Regions from separate parts of the Homo sapiens genome. Here region 1 is linked to region 2. A link is an interaction called in ENCODE POLR2A ChIA-PET data of the cell type or tissue named here. Cell type or tissue: OCI-LY7. All regions are shown on one strand. Links, peaks and the distances in the headings refer to the core of each region. The heading gives the core; the rest is flanking DNA.

Region 1 (4,316 bases), core at 1-4,000, 140 kb after region 2:
ACGGAGGTGGTCTTCTTGGGAGCTGCACTCAGGCAAGAGGACCTGTTTGTGTGGAACATCTGCTTTAAGCAATGCTGGTGAACACAGCTTGTGTGCGGCACGCGTGCAGGCTGAGGACAGGCAGAATGGGCCTGGGGGCACGGTGGAGGACGAGGATGGGGAGGATGGGCCTGGGGGCACGGTGGAGGACGAGGATGGGGAGGATGGGCCTGGGGGCGTGTGGAGGACAGGGATGGGGAGGATGGGCCTGGGCACGTGGTGGAGGACGGGGACGGGGAGGATGGGCCTGGGCATGTGGTGGAGGACTAGGACGGGGGGAGGATGGGCCTGGGGGCATGTGGAGGACGAGGATGGGGAGGATGGGTCTGGGGGCACGTGGTGGAGGACGAGGATGGGGAGGATGGGCCTGGGGGCACGAGGTGGAGAGGACTAGGACAGGGAGGATGGGCTTGGGGGCACGCGGTGGAGGACGAGGATGGGGAGGATGGGCCTGGGGGCACGCGGTGGAGGACGAGGACGGAAGGGTGGTCCTGGTGCTGCCACAGTGGGGTCCCTGCGTGCAGACCTTTGCACACAGTGTTCTGTCATGTGACTTGGAAAGCAGCCTCTGCCGGGTTCTGGCTGTCACTCACGTCTGTGTCTTGTTGGGTGGGAAGGAAGTCGACTCTTCTTGTTTTGGGGTTCACTCTAGCCAGTGCCTCTTCTGAGGCAGGCTTGGGGCCCAACCTAAGCCCTGGGCCGGTCAGGGCTCCCTCTGTGGCTCTGCCGAGGTCCCAACCACTGCATTTAGTGGATCTCGCCATGTGGCTCTGCTCATCTTCTTAAGTTTTGGGGGTTACATTTGGGATTCTTAGAAATGCTTTTTCTGGCTGGGCACAGTGGCTCACACCTGTAATCCCAGCACTTTGTGAGGCCAACACGTGTGGATCGCCTGAGGGCAGGAGTTTGAGACCATCCTGGCCAACATGGTAAAACCCCATCTCTACTAAAAATACAAAAATTAGCCAGGTGTGGTGTCGAGCGTCTGTAATCTCAGCTACTCAGGAGGCTGAGGCAGGAGAATCGCTTGATCCCAGGAGGTGGAGGTTGCAGTGAGCTGAGATTGCGCCACTGCACTCAGCCTGGGCAACAAGAGTGAGACTCCATCTCAAAAAAAAAAAAAAAAAAAAAAAAACTTTTTCTAAGTACTACCTTTTTTTTTGTAATGAAATTTGTTTTCATTGGAAACTAACTGCATAGTTTGAGGGAAAAAAAACTTTTCTTTGCACCCCAGAACCTGAATGTTTCTTTGTAGGTGTTTTTGTCCCTGGGGGAGGGCAGCCAGGCAGGAAGAGCCCTGCCCCGCCCTTGCTGAGTGTCAGCTCACCAGGCACCCCTCCTGCCTCCCCAGCCTTCTACACCAGCAGGTACGGCTACAAGATGTGTCTGCGTATCTACCTGAACGGCGACGGCACCGGGCGAGGAACACACCTGTCCCTCTTCTTTGTGGTGATGAAGGGCCCGAATGACGCCCTGCTGCGGTGGCCCTTCAACCAGAAGGTGAGGCCGTCCCTGCAGGCTTCGCTAGGGCCGCACCTGGGAGTCCCTCTGGGCAGTGCAGCTTCTGTGGTGCAGGGTTGTGCGGGACAAGGTGGCTTGGGCTCGCTGGACCAGGTGTCTGCAGCAGGCACGTCACCCTGTGATGCTGTGTCACGCGGTGGAGAGCTCTGGCAGTTTGTTGTTTCCATGATTTCTGAGCACTGGTCCGTGACACAAGCACCTGGCTTCCTGACCTGTCAGATAAATATAAATATGACTAAGAAAAAGCACAAGGCCGAGTGGGCGGGGAGTATGTATCCCTGTGATCCCAGCACTTTGGGAGGCTGAGGTGGGAGGATTGCTTGAACCCAGGAGTTTGAGATCAGCCTGGGCAACATAGTGAGAACCCATGTCTACAAAAAAAATAGAAAAATTAGCCGGGCATGGTGGTGTGCACCTGTATTCCCAGCTATTCGGGAGGCTAAGGCAGGAGCATTGCTTGAGCCCAGTAGGTTGAGGCTGCAGTGAGCCGAGATCACGCTACTGCACTGCAGCCTGGGCAACAGAGCAAGAGGGGGCTCTAAATAAATGAACAAAAGGACAAAGCACAAAATAATGCAAGTTTGGGGGTGCCCAGCTTTAGCCCAGGACTCCAGATGTTGATGGGCATCTGGACCAGTAGTTTGAAAACCCTGCCCTGGAGAGAGAGTGCAGAGGAAGGAACACAGCTTCGGAGCCCTCTTCGTCGGAGGTGTCATTTATTTATTTACTTATTGTTAAGACGGAGTCTTGCTCTGTCGCCCAGGCTGGAGTGCAGTGGCATGATCTCGGCTCACTGCAACCTCCCCTCCTGGGTTCAAGCGATTCTCCTGCCTCAGCCTCCTGAGTAGCTGGGACTACAGGCATGCACCACCACGCCCAGCTAATTTTTGTATTTTTAGTAGAGATGGGGTTTCTCCATGTTGGCCAGGCTGGTCTTGATCTCCTGACCTTGTGATCCGCCCACCTTGGCCTCCCAAAGTGCTGGGATTGTAGGCGTGAGCCACTGTGCCTGGCCTATTTTGAAAATCAGAATCTATTATTTTGTGGAATTGAAGATGCAGAGACTAGACTGGAATGAGAGAAGGTCCCTTCCTTTTGCCACAGTTGGCCCAGACTTGCTACTTCCCCCACCCCCTATAGCTAGTGGAGTAGGCAGAGCAGAGTTGGGTGGGGGAGGGGGTGTGGAGGGCCCACAGGCCCTTGTCTGTCCTGGGGCATCCAGGTTCACAGTCCTGACAGAGGCAGACTCAGGTTCTCCCTGAAAAGTGCTCTTCACGAGTGGGCAGTGGGTGCTTCATGATCTCTTTGGCAAGAAAATGTCTTTGCCAGATGTGTTATTTTTTGCATTTTCCTAATAATAATTCAAGTTCAGGAGTGGTAAGCTTTAGTCTAGGACTCCAGATGTCAGTGGACAGGAAAGGCCAGAATGGACACAGATTCCCCAGAGAGAAGCGGAATGCCGGTGGCTGGGGAGGGCTGGGGAGCCCGGGCGCTGTGGCAGGAGCAAGGCCGCCCACCACGTGGTCTCGGCTGGGCCTCAGCCTCTGGCCTGGGTCCTGGGATGGCCTCCTGCTGGTGGCCCTGCCAGTGTCCAGACCCTCGGGAGCCAGAGAGAGACGGCCCACAGACCTGTGTCCCCTCCCTGGGGCTCTCTCCTCCAGGTGACCTTAATGCTGCTCGACCAGAATAACCGGGAGCACGTGATTGACGCCTTCAGGCCCGACGTGACTTCATCCTCTTTTCAGAGGCCAGTCAACGACATGAACATCGCAAGCGGCTGCCCCCTCTTCTGCCCCGTCTCCAAGATGGAGGCAAAGAATTCCTACGTGCGGGACGATGCCATCTTCATCAAGGCCATTGTGGACCTGACAGGGCTCTAACTGCCCCCTACTGGTGTCTGGGGGTTGGGGGCAGCCAGGCACAGCCGGCTCACGGAGGGGCCACCACGCTGGGCCAGGGTCTCACTGTACAAGTGGGCAGGGGCCGCGCTTGGGCGCTTGGGAGGGTGTCGGCCTGCAGCCAAGTTCACTGTCACGGGGGAAGGAGCCACCAGCCAGTCCTCAGATTTCAGAGACTGCGGAGGGGCTTGGCAGACGGTCTTAGCCAAGGGCTGTGGTGGCATTGGCCGAGGGTCTTCGGGTGCTTCCCAGCACAAGCTGCCCTTGCTGTCCTGTGCAGTGAAGGGAGAGGCCCTGGGTGGGGGACACTCAGAGTGGGAGCACATCCCAGCAGTGCCCATGTAGCAGGAGCACAGTGGATGGCCTTGTGTCCCTCGGGCATGACAGGCAGAAACGAGGGCTGCTCCAGGAGAAGGGCCTCCTGCTGGCCAGAGCAAGGAAGGCTGAGCAGCTTGGTTCTCCCCTCTGGCCCCTGGAGAGAAGGGAGCATTCCTAGACCCCTGGGTGCTTGTCTGCACAGAGCTCTGGTCTGTGCCACCTTGGCCAGGCTGGCTGTGGGAGAGGGTCTGGTCCCACGCCGCCTCTGCTCAGACCACTGTGTGGGAGGTGCACAGCACAGCCTGCGGGTAAAGTGTGAGAGCTTGCCATCCAGCTCACGAAGACAGAGTTATTAAACCATTCAAATCTCTGTGGTCAGTGGCATCCATTTGATTCCAGGTTGCCTGCGGCTTCCAGCCTTGGCAGTGGTGACCCTCTGCGGGTCCTCCTGGCCTCTCCTCTCACAGACCCCTCCCCACGGGGTGCCTAGCCCCTGCCTGCTTCTCTAGCTAGCCAGGCTGTGTTCTCTGTTCCTCACCT
Region 2 (4,385 bases), core at 217-4,216:
CATTAGGACGCAGACCTCTGGGATTAACTCCTGCCTCCTGAGTGGGCAGGTGTAGGGCTTGACACCAGGTGCAGTGTTGTGCAATACTTTTTGCCTGTTTCCATGTGATATTAAATTTATTTTTTAAACCTGTTGCATTTACATGACTCAAAGCATGAAGTTCTTGTGCTTTTGTGAATGCAGATGATACCAGTAAGTCAGCTTGCTCATTTGCTTTAGTTAAAGGCCCTGGTAAATTAGTGTGTTCTCAAATATGAGTAATATAAAATGGGAGATTTCTTCTTCTCACAGTTTGTTGTAATAAATTGAACGGCTGGTTTAACTGATCATCCATGCTATGTTTGATTAGGGCTGTCTCAATATCCCTTGTGGCCTGTACTACAGATGCAGAATCTGATACAATATTAATAGGCTGATTAAAATCTTGTAACACTGTAATGACGGCAACCAACTCTGCTCTTTGAGCCGAATGATATTGAGTTTCAAGGCCTCCTTCTTTTGGCCCAGTGTAAGCTGCTTTTCCATTGCTGGAACCATCAATAAACACAGTCAGATCATTTTCTAAAGGTTTATGTCTGGTAATTTTAGGTAAAATCCAAGTAGTCAGTTTTAAAAACTGGAAGATGTTTGTTTTTGGGTAATGATTATCAATAATTCCCACAAAATCAGCAAGACCAGTCTGCCATGCACTAGAATTGATAAAGGCTTGTCTAAACTGTTCCTCGTTTAAAGGAACAATGATTTGTCTGGGTCACTTCCACACAATTAGATTATTCGTAATCTTGCCTGACCAATTAATGTAGCCATTTGATCCAAGTACAATGTAAAAATCTTAACTGTACTGTGAGGAAGGAATGACCACTCCACAAGATCTGTATTTTGAACAATGATGCCTGTTGGAGAATGTGCAGTAGCAAAAATCAAAAGTTGGAGTGGAGCCAAGGGATCTAGTCTATTTACTTGTGCTGATCGAATTTTCTTCAAATAATTTGGAGTGCAGTGGTGCGATCTCGGCTCACTGCAAGCTCCGCCTCCCGGGTTCATGCCATTCTCCTGCCTCAGCCTCCCAAGTAGCTGGGACTACAGGCACCCGCCACTGCGCCCGGCTAATTTTTTGTATTTTTAGTAGAGCTGGTGTTGCACCGTGTTAGCCAGGATGGTCTCGATCTCCTGACCTCGTGATCCACCCACCTTGGCCTCCCAAAGTGCTGGGATTACAGGTGTGAGCCACCGTGCCCGGCCTCATTTAATATTTTTAATGTATCTTTTCTTATTTCTATTTTTTGTGGTTTAATTTTTCTATTTTCTACCTGTATCCCTAAATAATGAAAAGGAGTTGTTGTTTGAATTTTATCAGATGCTATCATCAGTCCTGCGTTGGCAACCTCTGCTTGTAGAAATGTGTAACAGTCAGTTAATTTATCTCTCATTTCTGAAGCACATAGAATATCATCTACATAATGAACAATATAACAGTCTGGAAACTTGTCTCTAACTAGTTGAAGAGCTTGACCTACAAAAGTCAGACAAATAGCTGGGCTGTTTAACATTTCCTGAGGTAACACTTTCCACTGAAACCTGGTGGCTGGTTCCTTATTATTTATGGCTGGTATAGTATAAGCAAATTTTTCAAAATCCTGCTTCACCAGAGGAATGGTAAAAAAAAGCAATCCTTCAGATCAATTATAATTAAAGGCCAATCTTTGAGGATCATGGCTGGAGAGGGCCATGAGGGCCAGAGAGGGCGGGTTGGAGAGGCCCCCATGGGTTGAATTATGGCGTTAATGGCTCTTAAATCATTTAGCATTCGCCATCTGCCGGATTTTTTCTGAATTACAAACACAGGAGAATTCCAAGGCGAGAATGAAGGCTCAATATGTCCCTTTTCTAATTGTTCCTTTGCTAATAAATGTAAAGCCTCCAGTTTTTGTTTTGGTAGCAGCCATTGATCTACCCATACAGGTTTTTCTGCTTTCCAAGTTAATGGAATGGGTTTTGGAGGCTGTACAGTGGCCGTCCCTAAAAAGGATAACCTATTCCCTTTTTTTCCTTGATTTCCCTCAGCCTCAATTGGGACTTCAATACCATTTTCACTCTTTCCTAGTCCGTTTTCTGGTACATGTCCCATTTCAGTCATGATTTTTTGACTCATGGGGCTGGATAATGGAGCGGGCATACTGATTTCCATACTCCATTGTTGTAATAAATCTCAACCCCACAGATTAACAGGAATTGGAGTAATCATTGGCTGAGCAGTACTTTTTTGATTATCTGGCCCTAAACAATGTAAAATCATAGTACTTTGATACACTTCTGAGGCAGTGCCTACGCCCACCAAACTTGCAGCCATCTTTTGGCCAATTTCTTGGCCACTGATGCAAAACAATGATAGAGACATCCGCCCCAGTGTAGGGTCCAGCCCTACAGGACCTTGTGGGTTTCCTCTTCATGTGCAGAGATGAGAGATTGTAGAAAGAAAGACATGAGACTAAGGGATAGTAGGAAAGACAGCTGGGCCCTGGGGCCACTACCACCAATGCGCGGAGTCCGGTAGTGGCCCCGAAGGCCTGGATGCACTGCTATTTATTGTATACAAGGCAAGGGGGCAGGGTAAGGAGTGTGAGTCACCTCAAGTGATTGATAAGGACAAGCAAGTCAAGTGTCCACATGACAAGGGGACTTTCCCTTTGTGGTAGCTGAAGCAGAGAGGGAGGACAGCAGACGTTAGCATATCTTCTATGCACTTATCAGAGAGATCAAAGACTCTAATACTTTCGCTAATTCTGCTACTGCTATCTTCTAAGAACTTAAGAGAAGCAGCAGGTGTACAGGCAGAATATGAAAGTGGACAAGGAGCATGACCACTGAAGCACCACAGGGAGACGTTGAAGCCTCCGATGACTGCGGGCAGGCCTGGGGAATGTCAGGTCCCCCACAAGAACTGGTGGAGCAGAGTGCTCGCTAACTCTCCCAGGGAAAGGGAGACTCCCTTTCCTGGTCTGCTAAGTAACGGGTGCCTTCCAGGCGCTGGCGCTACCGCCAGGCCAAGGTCCGCTGAGTAACGGGTGCCTTCCCAGGCACTGGCGCTACCGCCAGGCCAAGGTCTGCTGAGTAATGGGTGCCTTCCCAGGTGCTGGCGCTACCGCCAGGCCAAGGTCTGCTGAGTAACGGGTGCCTTCCCAGGCACTGGCGCTACCGCTAGACCAAGGTCCGCTGAGTAACGGGTGCCTTCCCAGGTGCTGGTGCTACCACTAGACCAAGGAGCCCTCAAGCAGCCCTTATCTGGGCGTGACAGAGAGCTCACACTCTTGTCTTCTGGTCACTTCTCACAATGTCCCTTCAGCTCCTAACTCTGTATGGCCTAGTTTTTCTTTGGTTATAATAATAATACAAAGGTTAATACAGAAAACTAATGATTGATAATATCCATATATAATCATCTCTATATCCTATTTCGAATATAACTTTCTCTTTTCCTAACTATTTTCTTGATTATACTGGAACAGCTTGTGCCTTCAGTCTCGTGTCTCGGCGCCTGGGTGGCTTTCCGCCCACACCCCAGGGTCTACTAACCCTTCAAACTGTTTTCCCTGAATAATGGCCTTACACACAGGTCTGCTTTCTGAGACCTGACTTGCCCAATATGCAGCCTTTCCTGCCAGATCAGTGCTCCCAAACCCTCCTGTTCTTTTTGTCTCACTGTTTCCAACCTTAATATAAGGCAGGAGTAATAATTGAGCAATTCCGTCTCCTGGACGGGCACTCCAAGGAATTGAGGAGCTAATAACCAATTGAATTTCACCTTTGTAATCTGTATCAACCACACCAGTATGAATTTGAACTCCCTTTAGATTTAAACTTGATCTTCCTAAGATGAGTCCTACAGTCCCCTCGGGCAGTGGGCCGTATACCCCTGAGGGGATTTTTTGTGGGGGCTCCCCTGGAAGCAGAGAGACTGCTGGTATAACACATAAATCTACTGCTGCACTGCCGCTTGTGGCGGGGGACAATTGTTGTATTGTGGTAACTGGCCCGTTCCCTGAGGCACTTGTGACAGTGGAGGTTGTTGTCCCTGAAAACCCTGAGGAACAAAAGGCTGAATCGGGAACGCCCCAGTTTGTTGCGAGGCCTGAGGCTGGCCCCTCTTCCAGTTTTCCGACAATGGTTGCCCATTTTTATCAAATTTAGAACGACATTGATTAGCCCAATGTTTTCCTTTTCCACATCTTGGACACAGGCCAGGTGGCTCTTTATTTTTGGCTGTAGTAGTTTGATTTGTTATATTCTGTTTATTTAAGACTGGGCAATTCTTTTCTAAATGACCAATTTGACCACAATTATAACATTTTCCCTCAAATGTTCTAACTTGTCCTCCTAAAGCAACC

What was found. Peaks named below come from ENCODE experiments on the same cell type or tissue, not always from the same donor. Only the 100,000 strongest peaks of a DNase experiment are listed, where the experiment ranks them.
Region 1: POLR2A ChIA-PET joins it to region 2 with 7 read pairs; 4 of 35 experiments call an interaction of 5 or more read pairs at or near these places.

The regions. Positions count from the first base shown.
Region 1 is chr9:136,922,462-136,926,777 of GRCh38, forward strand. It overlaps TRAF2 (TNF receptor associated factor 2), which reads left to right. Exons shown (of 11, transcript NM_021138.4): 10 at 1,391-1,539; 11 at 3,222-4,146. The coding sequence ends at 3,440. Among named protein-coding and RNA genes, the nearest start is that of FBXW5, 20 kb to the right of the region's middle. In OCI-LY7, for the core only: no CTCF peak of the experiment used is centred there; a DNase peak (open chromatin) is centred at 1,720.
Region 2 is chr9:136,782,607-136,786,991 of GRCh38, forward strand. No RefSeq gene overlaps it. Among named protein-coding and RNA genes, the nearest start is that of TMEM141, 6.5 kb to the right of the region's middle. In OCI-LY7, for the core only: CTCF peaks have their summits at 1,787 and 2,002; a DNase peak (open chromatin) is centred at 1,795.